2 separate regions of the Homo sapiens genome follow, and region 2 is linked to region 1. A link is a loop called in an ENCODE intact Hi-C map of the cell type or tissue named here. Cell type or tissue: CD4-positive, alpha-beta T cell. All regions are shown on one strand. Each heading gives the region's core, and the rest is flanking DNA. Links, peaks and the distances in the headings are about the cores only. Region 1 overlaps LOC105373188 (a long non-coding RNA gene). Region 2 overlaps CASK (calcium/calmodulin dependent serine protein kinase).

What was found. Peaks named below come from ENCODE experiments on the same cell type or tissue, not always from the same donor. Only the 100,000 strongest peaks of a DNase experiment are listed, where the experiment ranks them.
Region 2: it touches region 1 in a loop (3.0-fold over the local background); 2 of 110 quality-filtered maps call a loop at or near these places.

Annotation. Positions count from the first base shown.
Region 1 is chrX:42,932,192-42,937,580 of GRCh38, reverse strand. LOC105373188 (a long non-coding RNA gene) reads right to left here. Exons shown (of 5, transcript XR_949037.3): 2 at 479-541. Among named protein-coding and RNA genes, the nearest start is that of PPP1R2C, 160 kb to the right of the region's middle. In CD4-positive, alpha-beta T cell, for the core only: no CTCF peak of the experiment used is centred there; a DNase peak (open chromatin) is centred at 3,010; H3K27ac peaks cover 350 bases.
Region 2 is chrX:41,907,139-41,912,527 of GRCh38, reverse strand. The region is part of intron 1 of CASK (calcium/calmodulin dependent serine protein kinase); the gene reads left to right. Among named protein-coding and RNA genes, the nearest start is that of CASK, 14 kb to the left of the region's middle. In CD4-positive, alpha-beta T cell, for the core only: no CTCF peak of the experiment used is centred there; a DNase peak (open chromatin) is centred at 3,257.

The sequences.
Region 1 (5,389 bases), core at 322-5,321:
AAATTTATGTGTTCAAAGGTCCTTGAATTTTCTGGGATGTAGGAAAACATCTAATTTATATTACAACTAATGAATAAAGAATCCATGTTTTAATCTGTAGGATAATCTTGAAAAGAAGAGTAAAAATGTCTAAGTAATAAGCTAACAAATGGGGAATAGAATAATAAGCTAATAGAGGGGAAAGAAAATAATAGAGGATAAATAGAACAATAAAAGAATATTTAATCAATGCAAAGAAAGCAAGAAAGGAGAGAAAAAACATGAAGTATATGAAACATGTAGAAAAGCAAGTATGATGGCAGATTTAAATACAAATATGTAAGTAATCACATTAAATGTTAATGGTTTGAATATTCCAGCAATTACCAGACTGGACAAAAAACAGAACTCAAATATATTCTGTTTGTAAGATACACACTTTAGATATACGTATGCAAAAATGTTTAAAGAGCACAGAAATAGTGATACAACAACTTACCACAAGAAATCTGGTGTAGCTGGACTAATATCAGACAAAGTAAACTTTAGGGCAAAACCATTCCTAGAAAGAGAGATATTTTGTAATGATGTAAGTGTTAATCCATCAAAAAGACATGACAATTCTGGACTTGTACATGTCTAATAACATACTCCTCAAGTCTACAAAGCAAAAAGTGACAGAATAAATGGAAGCAATAGACAAATTCAAAAGAATTTTGGTAAATTTTAATTCACCATTTTCGTTACTGCAAAGCCAAGCTAATGAATCACATTATTTACGTCTTCTATGGTCTTGCCAAAATATTTTTTGCGTTTTTTGTTTTGTTTTGTTTTGTTTTTTTGTTGCTGTTTTTTTGAGGCAGGGTCTCGCTCTGTTGCCCAGACTGGAGTACAGTGGCACAATCACAGCTCACTGCAGCCTCGACTTCCCTGACTCAAGTGATCCTCCTGCCTCAGCTTCCTGAGGGGCTGCGGGTATAGGTGTACACCACCATGCCTGGTTGATTTTTTATTTTTTGTAGAGACAGGGCCTCATTTTGTTGCCTAGGTTGGTATTAAACTTCTGGCCTCAAGCTATCCTCCTGCCTCAGCCACCCAAAGTGCTAGAATTACAGGCATGAGCCACCCCTCCTGGCTTACTTTTTCGATCAGTTAATTTGAGTTCAAAATATTACAATTAGTTTTACCTCATTGAAGTATGGCATTTATTTTAGTCAATATATTTGTATAATTCTGTATAGTTGATGTAATATGAATGAGGACAAGTAAACCAAGACTTACTAATATTAATACTAATGTAATTTTCTCTATTTTTTCTTGCATTTCTTACAGTTTCTGTTTTATGAATGATAACACAATGATATCTGGTATACAAACATTCACAAGTGTCACATCTCCATTATCAATTGAACATGCATCAATTAGAAATTATGTTAGATCATGAGTAACAGAGAGTCTTACTAATAGTAAGAAAGATAAAAAATTTATTCTTAGGAAGGCCAGCACTAGTAAGGGTGCTCTTTAAATTCATCAACAGCTGGTCCAATTTCAAAACAAAGATAAAGAATCAATGAAAAACGATTTGACCAATGAGTAGAAATTACAAAATCAAGAAAGGAAAAACATAATTCAAAAGCAAATGAATAGCATGTATTATAACAAGGATGACTTAAAAGCTAAGAGGTGAAAAGAAATTTGTCTATAATTTCAAAAAGCATACAGGTATCACAGTCTTGTTTAAAAAAGATGTGAAGCAGAAGATGAAGAAAAGTCATCAATGAAGAGAAATATGAGAAATAAAAATAAATTAGAAATTAAATATTTACAAAAATAAGTGTCACATTGGATGCAATCATAAACAGAATAAACAGTATTTGATGCCACAATCAGTGACATGGAAGTGAAACTTCAAAAAAATTACACAAAATGAGAATTAAAATGAATGAGATATAAAATTATAAAAAGATCATTAGATATGGAATTCAGATGAAAGAAAAGAACAGAAAAGATGGAAAAATGCATTCAAAGATTTAATAGAAGAAAGTGTTTTTGAAATAAAAGTCTTGTTTGACTCTGAAGAGCAAATTAGGCTGTTTCCTAGGGAAAGTAACTGGTAAAGTTACTGATATTTGAAGATTAAGAAAAAAGTATCCTAAGGAAATCTTGGAGAAAAAGCAATTAACATACAAAAGGGAGCATAATTATGCTACTCTGAGATTTCTCTACAGGATACTACTTACCAAGATAATTGGAAGAATTCAATGAAATAATGTAATTATGCTAGTCCTTGGATTGCCATCAGGACATTCATAAACTTACTGAAACGATATTCAAAATATTGTTTGTGCACACATGTAAACTTTGCTGGGATAAAACCAATGTTTTTTTTTTTTTTTAACTTGATTTACAAAGAGATGACAAATAAATTAAGAACCACTGCCCTAGAGCATGTCTCCCCAGTGGTGGACGTCATGTTTCCAGGAGTGTTTTGTGTCCTTGAGTTTATTACAAGATTCTTTTTAAGAGTATGAATTTTCATTCCAATTATATTTAAAATTAATAAGAGTAGCATGTTCTCTATCATATGGATGGCCATCTAATTTTTATTTTTACTTTTTTTGACAGAGGACCTACAGGGAACTTTATATTCTTTCTTCCCTCTTCACCCGGGTACTGCCCCTTGCGAAGTCCAAGTGGGCTCCTGGCACAGGGATCCTCCATCTTCTCTGGCACCCGTGGCATTGCCAGCAGGCCAAAAGGGGCAGCTGGCATTGTTGGCTTCAGTCTGACCCAGGGTACCCAGCTGTGGTCCCCTCAGCCCACAGTAGGGGCAAGGGCTGCTTCTCCACAGTTCATAATGAAGGCTTTCAGCAATGCCCAGCTGCCTCTTCTCCAAAAGTCTGGCTTTTGAACACTCTTCTCCTTCCTGGGGAGGGTTTTTGCCCCTCTGAGGTTGGACAGGAACCAGAAGAACAGTTTATCTGCTTCATCTGTCTGTGACCTGGGGCTTACCCAGCCCCTAATCCTTCTGGCAAGCACTGTGCTTGAGCACTGTCCACACAGTGGAAACCACAGGAAACGACTTTGGCTTGTGGAGGGGGAAGAACGCGAAATGAAAACAAAAGCACACAGGAGCACATAGAAAAGCCCCATCCACTGCCCATCTCTCTCCCTGGGGGCCCCAAACAACCACTAAAATAAGACCCAAACTAAAGGCCTGCCATGCAACCCCAAAATCAATTAACCTCTCCTGAAACATGCAAAGAAACTGCCCACCTAGAAATATCCAAAATAGTCTGTGCCAATTATGAAGAGATCAACAGCTTCACCCACCCTCTCTGGAACCTCTAGTACTGACTGTGTCATCCGTGGGGTGCCCCAAGGAGGGTGGACTCTTTTCTCAAGGCCAGGACAGTGACAGTTACAAAAGGTGGTCCTTGCTTGCAGCTGAGAACTGCTTTTTCTTCAACTAACAGACAGTGACAGTGGCCTGGGCCAGAGGTATGCTTGAACTCATGAGACACCACGAAGCCCAAGAACCAGTGGTGCCTTTTAATGCACCCACCTTTGGCAGGTGGTGACAATCTCCAGGAAACCAGCACAATTCACAAATACAGATTAGGACAATGCAAGGGCTATTTCTGGTGGCAAAACACCAGCAAATAAAACTGGGCCAAGCAGGGGCAGGACACTGGAGGTGCCCTATGACCATGTCTTTTCCAGATTTGCAGCAAAGGCACCATTGGGGTTTCCCATATGACCTGTCCCATATGGCATGTGGAGTCACATGGTGAAGTCACCAAGGTGCACATGTGGGTCTCAGCTTTCTCAGCTCTGGTACCCAGACCCTGTACTCCCTGGCCCATTCTCTTCCGTACTCAATGTGGATTACCCATCCTCTACCTTGCAGCTGGGGCACAGCCTGGAGGGGAGACATCTTGGAGGTCACATATTCTACAGGATTTAATGTTGTCCATCCCCCACCTCTCCCATTTTTTTCCTTCTCCTTTTGTCTTTGTCTCATTGCTAGATGACCATCTTATGATTGAGCATTACTTTATTTTAATGTGCATGTTTACCCTTGTGTTTAGGTGACCACGTTGCACAAAAGGATCATGAAGCACCAGCATTTACATTTTAATATGCTGGTAAGCACATTGCTTTGCTCTTGTTAGCCCCCTCTAATGCCACAAATGAAAACTTTTAGCACCTGCTATTGGGCAAACATTGACTTCCTTAAACAGTTATGAGGGAAAAAAAACCTAGACTTTTGCTTTTAAAAAGCACTGAACTATGACATTATTGAATTTTGACTTAAATTACTTACATAAGAGTTGGATGTCCTATCCTGAAAACTACTATGTTTTGTAGGAATGTTCTACTTCAATTATTTTGGGTTAATGGAAAAATACAGAGGCAGAATTAATATATGATAAAAGGTCTTAAAATTATTTAAACAGAGAAAACAGTGAGATAATCAAATCATCATATGGTACACTATCATATTTGTATACGTAATATCAATGGTGAGCACTAGTATAGCTTCAGCAAAAACTTATTTTCTATATAAAATTAATATGGTTTATTTAAATTTTATTAGTTGTGTGATGTGATAAATTCAACTTTTAATTTAGATTGTATAGTTGTAAAAGGGATGATAGCACAGGCAGTTCACCCCTAGGTTTACATATATATATTTACAGGCCATTATAATTTCAAACAGAGTTTCTGTCCTCACTGTGTATCAATAAAAACAAAACAAAATAAAACAAAACAAAAACAAACAAACAAAAAATACAAATCTTCTTTTATAAGTATTTTAAAAATCCCACCCATAGCATAATTTATCCAAACTGGCTTTGCTGTAGGCAGTGTGCTGTCATTCTCTAGCTAAGTGACTCCACTAATCTGTCTCAAAGCATGGGACAGGAAGAGTTATGCCTCAGCAAAACATGCCCCAGTTTGTCAGGATTATTCTGAAATAAGGCCATTATTTATTTGTTGGTCAAAACTCAAAACAAACAAATTCCCTAATTCCACGTTTACTTAGTAGTTAACAAATGCATGAAAAGTTACAAGACTATGAATGCATGAAAGGATATGTGGAATCATTGCTTCTCTGAACCATCTGGTTGTATTGGAAAGAGAGGAAGGAAAAGCAATTTATCGACCAGTTCCTTTCTTCCTTCAGTCTCCTTGATCAAAATCCACCCCATGGGGCACTAACACCCCATCTGACCCCGCTAAACAGTCACTGGAAAAGGCAGAGCCTCTGTGGGTCCAGGTAATCAGACCTAGACCTTTAGAACCACTGTGGCTCCTTTTGGGGTAAACATGATGTTGGCCATGCTGCAGCCCAGCCCTTGCCTCCAAAGGAAAAGGAAGAGGAAGATTATATGGAGCCTGTGCT
Region 2 (5,389 bases), core at 283-5,282, 1.0 Mb after region 1:
GAGACCAGCCTGACTAACGTGGTGAAGCCCCGTCTCTACTAAAAATACAAATATTAGCTGGGCATGGTGGTGCGTGCCTGTAATCCCAGCTACTTGGGAGGCTGAGGCAGGAGAATTGCTTGAACCCAGGAGGCGGAGGTTGCAGCGAGCCAAGATTGCACCACTGTAGTCCAGCTGGGGCAACAAGAGCAAAACTCTGTCTCAAAAAAAAAAAAAAAAAAAAAAAACAGAAAACAAACAAAAAAACTGTCCAGTGAGCTGTAATCACTGCACTCCAACCCAGGCAACAGAGCAAGACACTGTCTTAAAAAAATTCTTTTAAAAATGTCATTGCTCTCATTGTTCAACTCCCACTTATGAGTAAGAACATGCAGTGTTTGGTTTTCTGTTCCTGTGTTAGTTTGCTGAGAATGATGGTTTCCAGCTTCATCCATGAGAACATATAGGCACAGGGAGGGGAACATCACACACCGGGGCCTGTTGGGGGTTGGGGGGCAAGGGGAGGGATAACATTAGGAGAAATACCTAATGTAGATGATGGGTTGATGGGTGCAGCAAACCACCATGGCACATGTATACCTATGTAACAAACCTGTACGTTCTGCACATGTATCCCAGAACTTAAAGTATAATAAAAAAAGTTAAAAAAAAACTGTCATTGCCTCTTATGTACATAGAAAATACAGTATTGAGTTACAGATTTTCATAATTTGTTTCCAAGTCTGTTCTAGATTATAATTCCGTAGTGTTGTGAAAAACTCCCAAGATTGTTAAAAGAAGGAATTTTGTATCACACTTCTTATGTTTGCATTTAGACAATTGACAGATTAATTAATTGTTCATAATGTGAAATTTCAAGACTGAAAAAAGGAAAATCCCAGAATATATATTTCAGAAACACCCATATATAGGATTTATGAATATTGTAGTGTTCCTTTATGTAACTTCCCAAAATTTTATTACAACAGCAATTTCTACATCTTAACAGTGAGCAAAATGAGGTGGAAAGATTCTGAAGTTGTAGTCTCTGACACTACTGGGCACTGAATCTAAATAACCTAAAACCACAGAACAGTATTTCATCTTCTAGTTCTTATTACATTGTCAGGTGTAAGAATGATCATGTTGAAATTGAGTGGTTGGTCTGTTTAGATCACTTCTATGGAAATACTGCTTAGATTGGTTTCAGAAATCCTTGGACAGTATTATTTATATTGCATTATTTAGGTTAGAAATTTTTGCTGACTTCCATCTGAGTTATTAGTTCAAAAGCAGAATCATCAGCCTTTATATGGAATCTCTGCTGGTGCTCATCTTAGGCTTAGTATCTTCTTAACTGGGTTTTTGTTAGCAGTATAGTGTGGCATTAAATTTGAGACTATCTTTTTAATAAATTTTTTAAAAATTTTGTCAGTTGTAGAATAATTAGATACTTGTAAAACAAGCAAGAAGCTGTTTTCACTGAGGACTTTCTTTAATTACATTTCATATAAATTTAAGAGAACTGTTACTAGAATATTAAAATCACAGGTTAAAGTGAGAATGTATTTCACATAATCAACATACATAACATTTTTAACAGCATGCTAAAGATGGAAAAAACCTTTACCAACCATACATATTATAGGCAAAGCTTTAAAAAAAACAAAACATTTTGCTCTTATGGATGTGAAAGTAATCTGTGTAAATATGTATTTAAATGAAAATATCTATTCATTATCATTGCAGAAGGAGTGTGGGTATCTGGAGAGGGAGCATTCTAAACTTGCTGCTCTACTTTTTGGATTATCTACATTAATATTTCTCCCATTGCTGAGTATTTCTGTTATACTGCTGGATCATCATACTTCCATAATCTGTGACCCACTTGCTCTAATGGTAGAGTGGGCTTTAAACTGCCATCTGATTAAAGTTCAGGTTTCTTAGTTAGACTTGCCTGGGTGGCTTCAGAATTAGGCCCACAAATATGAATATGGACTTGAAGATCTTACTAGAACAATATTTTCCCCGATAAAGACACATCCATAAACATGGTCCTAAAAAGATATGTGTAAGTTGGATTTGAAAAATGCAATTTAAGAGTTACTAGGAAAAAGGGATTTTAAGGAAACATTTTAAGTAATTTGTGTGATATCACCAGTTGGTTTTTCTTCAGTTTCTTCATCTTGTAAAAGAAGGATAGTAATGGCTATATTATCTACCTCATGAGATTCTCATGCACATAAAATTACATAATTCTTAAGTCTTAAACTACCTTACGTATATTATTATTTCAATTTTATTGAAATAAAACACTTTTTTTTTTTGTGATGGAGTCTCACTCTGTCACCCAGGCTGGAGTGCAATGGTGTGATCTCTGCTCACTGCAACCTCCGCCTCCTGGGTTCAAGCAATTCTCCTGCCTCAGCCTCCCGAGTAGCTGGGACTACACATGTGCACCACCACGCCCGGCTTAGTCTTGTATTTTTAGTAGAGACAGGGTTTTGCCATGTTGGCCAGGCTGATCTCAAACTCCTGAGCTCAGGTGATCTGCCTGCCTCGGCCTCCCAAAGTGCTGGGATTACAGGCATGAGCCACTGTGCCTGGCCCAAACTAAAACACTTCTAATGGACTTGTACTTTGGCTGGGCACGGTGGCTCACACCTGTAATCCCTGCACTTTGGGAGGCCAAGGTGGGTGGATCATTTGAGGCCAGGAGTTCAAGACCAGCCCAGGCAACATGGTGAAACCTCGTCTCTACTAAAAATGTCATAAAATTAGCCGGCCATGGTGGCGTGTGCCTGTAATACCAGCTACTTGGGAGGCTGAGGCGGGAGAATAGTTTGAACCCGGGAGGCATAGTTTGCAGTGAGCCGAGATCATGCCATTGCACTCCAGCCTGGGCGATAGAGCGAGACTAAGAAAAAAAAAAACAAAACAAGAACATGGGCTTTGTTGACTTTTCTTTGATTTTGTAAGAATCATTTACCTTTGTCTTTAAAAGTGATTTTATTTTCTTGTTTGATTTATAGACATTAATACTTCTCAACTCCTTATAGGGCTCAGAACATGTTAGGTGAAAATATTGCATAAAGAGATTTGAGAATGAATGGGGCAATGATAAATTTACACTGAAGTCAAAGTAAAGAAAGACTTCTGAGTATTTTGTTTTCCCCAGCTTCTTTTTAAATTGCTTAATTTTGTTGGAGCTTTGATGTGTGGAACTTACTACAAGTGACAAATGTTTGTGGCCAATCAGATGGCACATCCTGTTCCATCTGATATTGAACATCCTGTTTAGTCAGTGAGGTTTAGATCAGTGGTTTTCAAAGTGTGGATCTTCTGACCAGTAGCAGCATCTGGAAACTCATTAGAAATGCAGATTCTTAGGCCCTGCTCTGGCCCTACAGAATTAGAAGCCCTGGGGTTGGAGCACAGCTATTTCTGTTGTAACAAACCCTCCAAGGGAATTCTGAGGCACGCTAAAGATTGAGAACCACTGTCTTGGAACTCTAGATCAGGGGTCAGTAAACTATGGTCCATGGGCCAAATCATCCTACTGCCTGTTTTTGTAAATAGTTATTTGGAACACAGCCACCGTCATTTATTTAAGCATCATCTATGGTTGCTTTTATGCTATGGGGCAGAGTTGATTAGTTATGACAGAGACCAAATGGTCCATACAGCCTTAACCATTTCTCCAGCTTTTTACACAAAAAGCTTGCCAATCCCTACTCAAGATAAAGCATTCGTGCTGTTTTCTTTCCTTTAATTCTGAACTGTGAACAGCTAAAATCATTAGGTAAACGCTTGTGTTTGCCTTTACACCTGACCCTCCTATTTCTACAGATCCATTCTTCTCTCTCATATCAAATTATTAATTCAATGAGTAGAGACTTGTAAATGAAAATAACATACTACTCTACCCTTTCCTTTTCTGTTAGGTAGTGGTGGTAGCCTGTTTAACAATTCCATGACCTTTTCTCACTGATTGTGTGCTGGTGTGTCCTTGGTTTTTCTGTACTCTAGTGTAATCTAACTTAATCATGTATTGTAATCTTCATTTTTCCCAATTCTTACTGCCTTTTTACTTCCTCAAGAGAAAACCCACCTTGTGACTGCCAAGTTTAGGGATTCATGTGAGCTGTTTGGAATGTTTGTTTGTTTGTTTGTTTGACAGAGTCTTGTTCTGTCGCCCAGGCTGGAGTGCAGTGGCACAATCTCAGCTCACTGCAACCTCTGCCTCTCAGGTTCAAGCAATTCTCCCTGCTTCAGCATCCTGAGTAGCTGGGATTACAGGCCACCACGCCTGGCTAATTTTTCTAATTTTTGTATTTTTTAGCAGAGACGGGGTTTCACCATGTTGGCCAGGCTGATCTTGAACTCCTGACCTCAGGTGATCTGCCTCCTTCAGCCTCCCAAAGTGCTGGGACTGTTTAGTGTGTTCTAAGCCAGGGGTCCCCAACCCTTGGGCCGCTGACCAGTACCGGTTCATGACCTGTTAGAAACCAGGCCGCACAACAGGAGGTGAGCAGCAGGCCAGCCAGCATTACTGCCTGAGCTCTGCCTCCTGTAAGATCAGTGGCAGCATTAGATTCTCATAGAAGCACAAACCCTATTGTGAACTGCACATGCGCGGGAACTAGGTTGCATGTTCCTTATGAGAATCTAATGCCTGATGATCTGAGATGGAACAGTCTCATCCCGAACCCCCTACCCCCACCCCGGTCCCCATCGTCCATGGAAAAATTGTCTTCCACAAAACCGGTCCCTGATGCCAAAAAGGTTAGGTACCACTGTTCTAAGCCATTGAAATAGTGCCATCCCTTCTGGAAAATTGTTACCCTTGTCCTGGAGTGCTGTAGTCACTGGTATTTCACCAGGATGTTAGGGTATTTCACCAGGATGTTAGTGAGCACATAGATATTGAATATTTCGGGCAATCTTAGAATGTTTACTGGGAGAGTTTTAAAAGTTAGCCTTCCCACATCCCTCCAAGAATAGCTGTTTCTCTTTGTAGCTGGAATGTCATGTTGTACTCTTGATTCTCCTTTGTACCTGTTCTTAGCCATTAAGGTGATTGGTGGTCAACTTCGTATAAAATACAACTCAATTTTACCATTGTTCTTATTGATGCACATGAATGTTTCTCTTTATGCATATCACTGAGGGAAGTATAGTAGCCTTTGAAAGAAAGGCCTTCTTGTAGTCTCCCCTGGCTCTGGTAGCAAGGTCAGGCAAAAGTGTTGTTTTTGCAGTTGTGACTCCATGGTTGTGTTTTTCTTTACATAACTGATGTTTTAAGTCAGGAAATATGACTTTGCCAAATGATACTGAGCTATATTACTGGTGAGTTTGTTTGGTTCCTGATTTATTTCAGTAAATCTGGGTTGAATAGTTTAGTAGTAGA